Regions from separate parts of the Homo sapiens genome. Here regions 2 and 3 are each linked to region 1. Evidence: chromatin loops called from intact Hi-C (ENCODE). Cell type or tissue: GM12878. All regions are shown on one strand. Region 1 has its middle 14 kb from the start of TDO2. Region 2 has its middle 51 kb from the start of GUCY1B1. Region 3 has its middle 240 kb from the start of CTSO.

What was found. Hi-C counts contacts between places; a loop is a spot of excess contacts. Peaks named below come from ENCODE experiments on the same cell type or tissue, not always from the same donor. Only the 100,000 strongest peaks of a DNase experiment are listed, where the experiment ranks them.
Region 2: a loop joins it to region 1, with 2.0 times the contacts of the local background. A loop is called at or near these places in 1 of 110 quality-filtered maps.
Region 3: it touches region 1 in a loop (4-fold over the local background); 1 of 110 quality-filtered maps calls a loop at or near these places.

Annotation. Positions count from the first base shown.
Region 1 is chr4:155,887,873-155,891,872 of GRCh38, forward strand. No RefSeq gene overlaps it. Among named protein-coding and RNA genes, the nearest start is that of TDO2, 14 kb to the right of the region's middle. In GM12878, no CTCF peak of the experiment used is centred here; a DNase peak (open chromatin) is centred at 1,709.
Region 2 is chr4:155,807,942-155,811,941 of GRCh38, forward strand. No RefSeq gene overlaps it. Among named protein-coding and RNA genes, the nearest start is that of GUCY1B1, 51 kb to the left of the region's middle. In GM12878, a CTCF peak has its summit at 2,030 (motif pointing right); a DNase peak (open chromatin) is centred at 2,080.
Region 3 is chr4:156,194,529-156,198,528 of GRCh38, forward strand. No RefSeq gene overlaps it. Among named protein-coding and RNA genes, the nearest start is that of CTSO, 240 kb to the left of the region's middle. RefSeq lists a silencer at 1,507-1,606. In GM12878, no CTCF peak of the experiment used is centred here; a DNase peak (open chromatin) is centred at 1,583; H3K27ac peaks cover 733 bases.

The DNA.
Region 1 (4,000 bases):
TGATCCAGACCCCAAGAGAGGGTTCTTGGACCTTGTACAAGAAAGAATTTGGGGTGGCTCTGTAAAGTGAAAACAAGTTTATTAAGAAAGTAAAGAAATAAAGAATGGCTACTTCATAGGCAGAGCAGTGGCATGGGCTGCTCAGCTGAGTATTCTTATAGTTATTTCTTGATTATATGCTAAACAAGGAGTGGATTATTCATGCATTTTCTGGGAAAAGGGTGAACCTCTCCTTTTTAGACCATTTAGGTTAACTTCCTGATGTTGCCATGGCATTTGTAAACTGTCACGGTGCTGGTGGGAGTGTCTTTTAGCATGCTAATGCATTATAGTTAGCGTACAAGGAGGAGTGAGGATGACCGGAAGTCACTTTCAACGCCATCTTGGATTTGGAGGTTTCAGGCTGGCTCCTTTACTGCAACCAGTTTTATCAGTGAGGTCTTTATAACCTGTATCTTGTGCCTCCTATCTCATCTTGTGACTAAGAATGCCTAACCTATTGAGAATGCAGCCCAGCAGATCTCAGCCTTATTTTACTTAGTCCCTATTCAAGATGAGGTCACTCTGGTTCAAATACCTCTGACATCTCCAGTGAAAATTCTAGTCGCACTTTTTCCATCTGCCTCCTGGATGAAAATTACAATACCCAATCACCAGTCACTATCTGTTGCATATCATCGTGCTTCTTCTTGTATTTTATTTTATTTTATTTTATTTTACCAAGTTTGCACAGTAAAGGTCATTTCCAGATAAGTCATCAAGATTCTAATGTGAGTTAGGCAGTGTTTCAGATATCTAGCAGAGGACTTCTCAAATTATGTTCTATATAATACCAGTTCATTGATAAATTTCTTTGATTTTTTAAACGTCACCTAAATTTGAGAGTCACCGTGCACTTTGGCAACTTTAAAGGTTTTAAGAAGCTTTGAAGGATCTATATTGGCTTGTGTACAGCCAGCCTTTGATTACAGAAACTTTCCTTTATTACCCCTAATAAATCAATGGCAGAAATTCTGTTTCAGACCACTTACTAAAGTGCTGAGTTAAAACTGCAGCATATTAATAAAACTTCTTAGGGAATTTAGGCACATCATAATTCTCAATCTGTTGATGAGAATAGATATTAAGGCACAATCTATTGATTGAGAATTATGATGTGCCTAAATATCAATTGAGATTAGTGTCCAACTCACTGACATTCTAGGTAGTCTTATATTAGAATGAAGGGATTTTCTCTTTCCCAGGGCTGCTTGTGATATTCCTGAAAACTAGTTTATTTTTATTTTAGTGGGACTGTAGATTATCTACTTATGTAATTTCCTTCTTTGTGTTGGCTGCCAGAAAACTTGGGGCCAAATTTGGACCCATGTCTAACAACTCTCGTGATTCTTACAGATCATGTTGTAATCATCTCATTCATGGCTTAATAATATTTTACTACATGCATTTTTCTTTTGCCCCATTCTCCCTATCTTCCTGTTTTTAGCTGCATTTTTTCATGTCCATTGAATGTATATTTTAAATTTTTTAAAGTTTTTTTTTCTTTTGGAGCTAATAATAATATTTTAACAAACTGTCTTGTAAGCATTTTGTTTAATGAAAGAAGTTTTGAAACGTAAGGGAACGATCATTGCACTGTTGAAGTCATGAGACTTTTAAATGGCTTTGTTCCAATTTCACCTCTAATTAGCTGATGCACTCAGGCAATATTTTGAAATTCTCTGGACTTCCGTTTCCCATCTGTGAAGTGAGTCAGAAATAGACAGCCTTGGTTAAAGATTACAGACCAAGTCATTTTGGCAGGCGATTTAATGCAACTTCTGCCAGCTGTAGAAAAAGAGTAGAAAGAGATGGGGCTAGCTTCAGTCAGACATGAGGAAGAAACAGGGCTGGGCTAAGATATGTGGGCAATTAGAGTTAGCTAACAATTTGGTTGCCATTCAAATACATATTATCTTACAGATTTGTTTGTTTGGTAGAAGAAGAAAAATTTTTATTTAATTAGAATTCTTTTTAAAAACAGACATTCCTAGTATCTGAAGTGAAATGAATAGATAGAAAAAATTCAAAAATGGCATCTATATTATTATTTCTGGTTTAAACATTTTTTTCTGAAACCAGCATAAAAAAGGGTTGAAAAATTACATGTTGAAAATAACTTGTTCCCATTAAATGGAAATATTTTTGCGTGCTTTTGTTTAAGAATTTTAGCCAACTGTGTTGCACATGCTTATGAGAAGAATGTTCTACTGCAGTAGGTCAGAGCTAATGAGGAGTTTTCCTCCATCCTCCCAGCCTTGAGAGTGCTTCTATGTTGGCAAAAGAAAGCTCCATTACATTTCACCGGTGATACAAGAAGATATGCATTTGTTTATATGCATGTCATCACCTGGTACTTTTCTAACTTCTGTTCTAAGCAAATGAGAAAAGAACACAGGTGAGTTTCATAGGTATATGACTGTTCACATCAAGCAAATGCTGGATGTTATCACTATGTGCTATTGGAACAGATGTTTTAGGATTGTATGAATAGACAAAGAGCTCAAGAAATTGAGGCATCACACGGCTCCGTCATTGTAGACCAGCAAGACTCGGAAAACCTGTGTTAAAACACTTGTAAATAGTCACACTGTGGCAGATACCTCAGTTTCAACAGAACATTAAATTAGATTTGTAAATTTAAACATGTTTAACATATTATTTTATTTTGTATGTTTTTATAAATTTGTCTTGGAATTAAAATTCTGTAAAAGGTACATGCATCTTTATATCTGATCTTACGTTCACCCAGATCTGTGCCTGGCTGATTCCTCACCATTTGGTTTCCATTGGTGTCTCCCTCTCAGAGGAGTTTGCCTTCACCTTCCTTCTCTGCTATTCCCTGTTCCATGACCCTGCTTTATTTTTTTTCATAGCCCTAATTGTGATATAAAATCATTTTATATTGGGGGAGCCAGCCCCCAATATTTCAACGTAGGTTATTTTCTATTTTCCTTAAGTGTCGGTCGGTCTGAGAAATAAAGAGAAGGAGTACAAAAGAAAGAAATTTTACAGCTGGGCCTCGAGGGTGACATCACCTATTGGTAGGTTCCATGATGCCCCTGAGCTGCAAAACCAGCAAGTTTTTATTAGGGATTTCAAAAGGGGAAGGGGGTACGAACAGGGCATAAGTCTCAAAGATCACATGCTTCAAAGGGCAATAAAAGATCACAAGGGAAGACAGGAAGAGCAAGATCACAAGGCCAGGGCGAAATTAGAATTACTGACGAGGTTCCATGTCCTGCTGGGCACATATTGTCTTAATAAACATCTTAACAGGAAACAGGATTCAAGAGCAGACAACCAGTCTGACTAGAATTCACCAGACTGGAATTTCCTAATCCTAGCAAGCCTGAGGGCACTGCAGGAGACCAGGGCATATTTCATCCCTTATCTTCAACCGCATAAGGCAAACACTCCCAGAGCAGCTGTCCATAGACCTATTCCTGGGAATGCATTCCTTCTCCAGGGTTATTCCTTGCTAGGAAAAGAATTCAATGATATTTCTCCTATTTGCTTTCTACAAGAAGAAAAATATGACTCTGTTCTGCCCGGCCCTGTAGGCAGTCAGATCTTATGGTTATCTCCCTTGTCCCCTGAAAATCGCTGTTATCCTATTCTTTTTGAGGGTGCCCAGATTTCATATTGTTCAAACACACATGCTTTACAAACAATTTGTACAGTTAATGCAATCATCGCACGGTCCTGAGGCGACATACATCCTCAGCTTATGAAGATGATGGGATTAAGAGATTAAAGTAAAGACAGGCATAGGAAATTATAAGAGTATTGATTGGGGAAGTGATAAATGTCCATGAAATCTTCATAATTTATGTTCAGAGATAAATGTAAGAAACGTGAGAGACAGGCGTAAGAAATTGCAAAAGTATTAATTTGGGGAACTATTAAATGTCCATGAAATCTTCATGATTTCTGTTCTTCTGCTGCGGCTTCAACAGTC
Region 2 (4,000 bases), 80 kb before region 1:
AAGAGTAACTTGAAAGAAAAGAGGTGAAGTGGGGATAGTTGTTATGCTTATTTTGGGGGGAGAGTTAGGAATACTCAGAAACTACATTGACACTGTCATCTTCCCAGAATCCTGCATATATTTATTTAGCATCTACTTTGGGTAGGTACTGCTCAAGATATTTGAGAAATGTCATTGAACAAAACATCTCTGCCTTTGAATACCTCATATTCCAATTTTTACATCTTGCATGTTTTTAAATCTCTACTTTATTCCGCCAACACTCTTCGAAGTCCAGGCACTCATCATGTGTAACTTGAACAATTGCAAGATCTTCCCTATAAATCTGTCTATTTCCTACCTTTGCCACCTCCATTCCACACTCTCAAATTGCTGCCAGAGTGGTCTTTTACAAATCCAAATTGCTCTCCTGCGTACAATCACTTAAATGCTACTCATTGTCTGTACACCTTAGCAAAGCATGTAAACATTGTCACCTTAACCAGCCTTATCTGCTAGTTGCTACCTTTGTAATTCTATGCTCTGCTCTGTCTGAATACCCTCTACCCATACTCTGCTGCAAATTCATTTCTTGCTAAGACTCAGCTCAATATCCTCTTGTTGGAAATTTCCCTGTTAGGAAAGTTTAGCTTCCCCTATTGTCCCAGGATCTTTACAATGGTTCACATATTATCTGTTTATATATAGGATTCCTTATTAGGCTTTAAGTTTCTTATGGCTAAATTAGTTCCTCTTACACCAGATATTCCTTGAACCTTCCACAAAATAGGCACTTGACAAATATTTGTTGAACAAAGGAATGGAGGGAGCAGCCTCTTCGAGCAGTGGGGCTAGAAGCCAGATTTAAAGGGAAGGAGGAATAAGAAATGAGATAGATTGGAGAAAAGAGGAGGCACAAAAATGGCACTGTTAAACTTGTGCTTAGAGAAAATCATGCTGACATTGGTGCAGGGGCTAATTTAGAGGGAAAGAGCCTGGTTTAAGGTTGGCATTAGGGGGCTACTGTACTTCATGCATAGGCCTGCTTTAAGGTGATGGCAGGACAGGAGGCTAATTGAAGAGCAGTCAAGATTCACATTAAAAGTGCATAATAACGCACAGGCCAAAGGGGATGAGAAGGTTAGGGCCAAGTAGAAAGCTTCTGGCTTGCTTAGTGGGTAGTTGATGGTTCCATTACACGTGGTGGAGGATGTAGAAAGGTAACTGAGCTTAGAGGAAAGGTGCCTAATATTAGGCATGGCTTTGAAGTTCTGGTGAATACATTTTTAAAAAACAATGATTTTCAGGTAGCATTAATGCGAGGAGAGAATAGAACTTTTTTTTCCAAGTTGGGCCAAACTGCTTTGAATTTCCAAACAACCTGTTACTAGCTCCATGATATTGGTAAAGTCATTTAACCTTTGTGTAACCTGGTTAGGTCATTGTAAAGACAGAGATTATAATAACCACTCACTAGAGTTGTTGGCAGATCAAACTGAAATACGAAGAAGTCAGAGGAGTTGGAACTTTGGCTTGCCATTTCAGAAAGACTAAAAGGTAATCTAAGAAATGAAAACTTACAAATCTTTGGTAACAGATATTGTTATAGTTGAATCATGGACAGCACATGTCATGAAAAAACAGGAGGGTCAACAAGAAAAATCAATAAATACATTTATCTTTGCCAATTATTGAAACAAACCCAGTGGAAACCACCAAAAAATTAGAACCAAATGTTGTGAAACGATAACAGTTTATCAGTTTGAACTGAATTGTTTTAAACTTTAACAATTAAATACCATTTTAAAGGTATGTATTTTTAATTATATAAGTTATATATTTATTATATTATAGATTACATATATTATATGTATCTTAGCACTAATTCACTATTTCATTCAGTTTAAATCTGTATTTGATTCACCAAATGATATGTTCTATTTCCTTTGTCATTGAAAGGAAAAATAATTTGCTTACCTCCCTCATAGGTTTCTTTCTTTCTTTTTTTTTTTGTACCACCCTCACTAATGGTTTATAGAACCTCTAGAGGGCAGCAGAGAATGCTGTTTGTAATTGAAATCTGAAAAAGAACTGAAAGGAGACATTCTCTCACAGGACAGAGTTCATCTTGTCTCCTAGCTGTCACTTCCTGTGTGCAACCTTGAATTCACTCCTTCCACTCTTTCTCAAGTTCAAAGGAATATAATAAAAATAATTATTTCTACTCATTAAGACCATTTGTATAGCATGAAATCTATCCACACGTATCTTGCTCTGAAATGTCACCAAAATATTTCCTGCTAATTCTGCAGGAAGGTAAAAACATTTGCTAAAACAAGCAATTTGTAATAGGAACAATAGTTTTGTACAATATTTTTATGAGTAAACTAACTTGCTTGTAGCTCATGTTAAAAGTTATTAAATAGAAATAGGATACTATTTACTTATAAGGATAAAATTGGAAAAAAATTTATTTTACATTAATAGAAAATGCTTTTGTGATTCTTCCTTGCTACTTATACCGTATCAAAGAGAAGAAATATAGTGTGAGTTAACAAAACAAAATTTAACAAAAAACAAAGCACCGTACAGAGAATCAAGAACCTGAGTCCAATTCTGGTGAGGAAATCTTGTGGCCTTTACAAGTCACTTAACTTTACAACTCAGTTACCTCATCTGAAAAAAAGGAGCTGGTTAAGGTGATATCCAAACTAAATTATTGCTCCAAAATTCCATCATTTCGTTGGTAACAATTCCAGGGTTTTTGTATCAGAAGCATTCTAACCAAAGTGACTCCATCTTTACAGAGGCTGGGTAAAATGAGGCTGAGACCTGCTGGGCTGCGTTCCCAGGACGTTGGGCATTCTTAGTCACAGAATGTCTACAGTTAAGGGAATAGGTTAATAATGTTTACCAAACAGACCCAGGACTTAACAGACCCAGGAAATGTCCAGGTGTCCCAATATCTTAGGAATAAATGTATTCTTAATTTAAGAATACGTTTTGCTTTAAAGATAATAATACAGATTATTGTAGAACAGTAGTTAAGCAAATACTCAGCTGATAAAACACCATGCAGTAAAGAAGCAGGCCGAAACCCACCAAAACCAAGATGGCAGTGAAAGCCACCTCTGGTCATCTTCACTGCTCATTATATCCCAATTATAATAAATTAGCAGTTTAAAAGATGCTCCTACTAGCGCCATGGCAGTTTACAGATGCCATGGCAACATCAGAAGTTACTCTATCTGGTCTGAAAGGGGGAGTAACTCTCAGTCCTGGGAATTCTCCACTCCTTTCCTGGAAAACTCATGAATATTCCACCCCTCGTTTAGCATTTAATCAAGAAATAATCATAAGTTTACTCAGTCCAGCAGCCATGCCACTGCTCTATGGGGTAGCCATTCTTTTACTCCTTTACTTTCCTAATAAAGTTGTTTTCACTGTACTCTGTGGATTCACCTCAGATTCTTTCTTGGATGAGATCCAAGAACTCTCTCTTGTGGTCTGGATCAGTACCCTTTTCCAGTAACTCTTGTGCTAGGATTTTGGCCTGAAACTTTTGGGAATACAATCTAAAGTTTTGACAATCTAGTAGTGTTGAATAGATCAACCGAAAGACTGAAAGCTAACTTCCAAGAAATAAACAAATCTGAGGTAAACACTTGGTGAGGACTTTTGACTCCAAGCTAAAATCAAAATGACTAAGGTCCTGATTAGTGTATATGAGTATTAATGTTATGTATGTCTACTAAAAATGTGCCCTATAATATTTAATTATGTTAGCTAAATTTAAGTGTTTAATAAACAGTCACATTCTTGATGACCTGAAAACAAGGAGAGAATGTATGTCTCTATTTCAATTATATGTACTCACACAATTGCTGTGGTACAGTCTATCCCAAATAGGGCTTAAATATAGGGGCCAGTCATGGTGGCTCACGCCTGTAAACCAGCACTTTGGGAGGCCAAGGCAGGTGAATCACTTGAGGTCGGGAGTTTGAGACCAGCCTAGTCAACA
Region 3 (4,000 bases), 310 kb after region 1:
TAAAGGTAACATTAAATTACTGAGTGATACCTCATCCTTTTAAACTTTAAAAAATTCTATTAACACCAGACATCAGCATTCCCTAAACGAGTAAAAACCATAAAATGGTTTGCAAGCCATTTATTGTATCTCCACAGAAGTGGGATCATGGCTTGAATTGAGTTCTAGAACACTCTCTAGTTGTGTTGGACTATATTAGCATCCAGGCACGGTGGCTCACGCCTGTAATCCCAGCACTTTGGAATGCCAAGGTGGGCAGATCACGAGGTCAGAAGTTCAAGACCAGCCTGGCCAACATAGTGAAACCCCATCTCTACTAAAAATAAAAAAATTAGCCGGGCATGGTGGTAGGTGCCTGTAATCCCAGCTACTCAGGAGGCTGAGGCAGGAGAATCTCTTGAGGCGGGGGTTGCAGTGAGCCGAGATTGCGCCACTGCCCTCCAGCCTGGGTAACAAGAGCGAAAACTCCATCTCAAACAAACAAACAACAAACAAACAAGAACAGTGTTTACCTCCTAATTCTGTTACTCTTGGCTAATGGTGACTAATACAGCCCTTGCCTCATGCCACAATGGACTGGAGGCAATAGTCACCTTTAGTCACTGTAGTTAAATTCTGAAACTTCCAAAGAATGTTTCTCCCCTCCACCTTGAACAATTTTTATCCTAAAAGAGGAGATCCTCTGACATGGGTTCAGGACAGGCGTGGTGCACAGGATGAGGATTGTTCTTAGAAAAGAGGGGTGCCGCAATGCCTGTAATCGTGGGTTTGTGAGGAGGACCAGAGGGAATGGCAGACCGCAGGTACTCAATAAGTGATAAATGCTTACTTTCCTGTTATCTACTTTGTGTATCTGGAACGTAGCCAGATATTTCATGGGAGCAAGCTGACTGCTAGCTCCCTTAGAATAGTAGAAAAAGAGCAAAAAGATAGGTTACTTCCTATCTAATATACTTTTGCAGTCTATTTTCACTGGACATTTAAAACAATGAAAGATAAAGAAACTGATGCTCAGGGAGCTTGTGACCCAAATTTACTACTGAAAAACAAACAACCCCATTAAAAAGTGGGCAACGGACATGAACAGATACTTTTCAAAAGAAGACATACATGTGGACAACAAGCACATGAAAAAATGCTCAACATCACTGGAGAAATGCAATTCCAAACCACAGTGAGATACCATCTCACACCAATCAGGATGACTACTATTGAAATGTCAGAAAATAACAGATGTCAGTGAGGATGTTATTAGTTATTAGTAACATATTTATTATTAGTAGTAGTAGTAACATATTTATTTATTTAAATTTCATGTATTTACTTTAAAATTGTTATAATGTCTATAATTTATGTTTAATTTAAAATACCTCAAACTTGACAGTATGACATTGCTGTGGTTTGAATGTCTGTCCCCTTCAAATTTATATATTAAAATACTAATCCCCAAAATGATAGTATTAGGAGATAAGGCCTTTGGGAGGTGATTAGGTCATGAAGACAGAGCCTTCATAACTGGGACTAATGACCTTATAAAAGAGACCACAGAGGACTAACTAGCTCCCTGTGCTACATGAGCTTGAGTAAGAACACAGCTCTCTATGAGGAAGTGGGCCTTCACCAGACACCAAGTCAGCTAGAACCTTCATCCTAGACTTCCTGGCCTCCAACTGTGAGAAATCTCTCTTGTTTATAACCACCCAGTCCATGGTATTTTGTTAAAAAGCCCAAACAAAATAAGAGAGAGATATGTATTTATTTCAGTTTACATCATAGGAGCAATTAGTTAATATTTTAAGTATTCTAATCAGAAATATACACACTGAGTGACTCAAAAAGTACTCGCTTAGTTAACATTTGGAAAAAAATAAGAACAAAACCCTAAAATAACAGCAACATACAAACAGAAGCCCAAGCTCCAGAATAGACTGTTTCTAATTTATAGCTGTCTTTATCTTTCCAAAATATTGAATGGTTGTTAAATAACAGAAATGCTAGAAGTTACGGTTCATCGGTGAAAAAGTTGGTGTTTAAGATAGGGGAATGGGCTGGAAATACCATGGGAGAAATACGGTAGGGGGCAGGGAAGTGCTAAGAAGAGAATGGTGGGGTCCCTGGCGACAGCTCCACCCTTGGGCCTGTGCCCACGGATGTAGGTGAGGACAGGCACTCTTGTTTTCATGCCCAAATGTTGCATTTTCCAAGACCACCCTGGCCTGCCACTTCCCACATCCTGTGTGTCTAAAAACTCCAAGACCCTAGCAGGCACAGACACAAGTGGCTGGACGTCAAGAGGAACACACCAGCAGAAGAGCACACAGGCAGCTGGACGTGGAGAGGAGCAGAGGAGCAGAAGAGCCACCAACAGGCACCAGCAGACACCAGCAGACAGGCGAATGACGTGGCGCCAAGGGGAATTTGGCCGGGGCCATTGGAGGAGAATCTGGCCACTGAGCAGCCCAACCCCAGGGGAAAACCACCTTCTTACTCCATGCTTCTTCTGGCTCCCCATCCACCTGCTGAGAGCTACTTCCACCATTCTATGAAACCTTGGACTTATTATCCAAGGCCACACGTGATCCAATTTTTCAGGTACACCAAGTCAAGAACCCTGGGATACAGAAAGCCCTCTGTTCTTGCAGTAAGGCCCATGATCTATTTGAACAGATTAACACAAGCTGCCTACAGATGGCAAAACGAAAAGAACACACTGTAACAGACACCCACCGGGGCTTCAGGAACTGTAAACATTCACCCCTAGACACTGCCATGGGGTTGGTTGGAGCCCGCAACCACAACCTGCCTGTCTGCATGTTCCCCCTAGAGGTTTGAGCTGCCAGGCACCAAAGAAGCAAGCCGCACCCCCACCACCGGCCCTGCAAGGAGGATAGGGAACTTTTCCCATTTCAGGAGCGCAGCTGGCCTTGCATGAGTAGAGTGTAGGAATGGAATGAGCTTAATTACATCTATGATTCAAAATGACGCTTGGGACTCTCCGTTCTGCTTTTGGCCACTTAGGACTCTTGGAAAAAAGCAAAGCAAAACAAAACTAAGTTCTTTCATTAGCCTAAACTGGCAGCTATCTTGGTAAAAATTTTAGGCAATGTACTGTTATATCTAGCTACAAGTTCAGAGACCAGGGTTTCATTGAGTTTATATAATAGGAAGAGTGAATGTTTTATTGCCTACTTAATGATAAATATTTAATGTCTCTTAGATTTGATCTGAGATTTTTTCATTGTAACATGCCACCTGATAGCTTGCGATAGGCAAAAGAAAAAGAAAAAAAAATTCTCACCCTCTTCTAACTAACTGAAAGTTAATAGTATTTTGTAAAGTAACTACATAATTCTGAAAAACCAAATTGACATAAGTCATAACAATATCCCATCTAGCCTGTGACAGAGCTGCAGGATTCAATCCCAGGACTGATTCACTGGCCCCCCTGGGTCATTATGCCTCTTTAGAGAATCTCTCTGCTGTATGTATCACTAATTATAATCCTGGGCTGGATTTAAAAATAATCGGACTGACCAGGTGGTATGAATCTGTCATTCTGACTTTTCAAATTCCCTGGTCTCCAAAAGCCGACTGTGGTTCACAGTGCTTTGACAGAAGTTTCAGGCTTGCGGTTTTGTGTTTCCATAAGGGTCGTTTGGCAAGACAAGCTTCGTGTTAAGGTGGGATTCGACATGCCTAAGCCTTTTCCTTAAAACTTTATTACTGTGAATAACTCAGTTTTGATAAATTAATCTGGTGGGAAACTTTTCTTCAAGCGTACTGTATTACCTGTGGGAACTTAGGTTCCAATAGAAGCAAATCTAACTTCCATCAGCAAGAGAACCAGTAGAACACGGGAGTTAAATCAAAATGTTTTATGCTTTCTTCTTTCAAACTTGCACGACGAAAAGATAGAATTATAGTATTGATACAGGAGTGCTGGGAAGGGAAGAGCCTGGTCCCCTTAAATGATACAGAGTACGGGAAGGGAAGTGCCGGG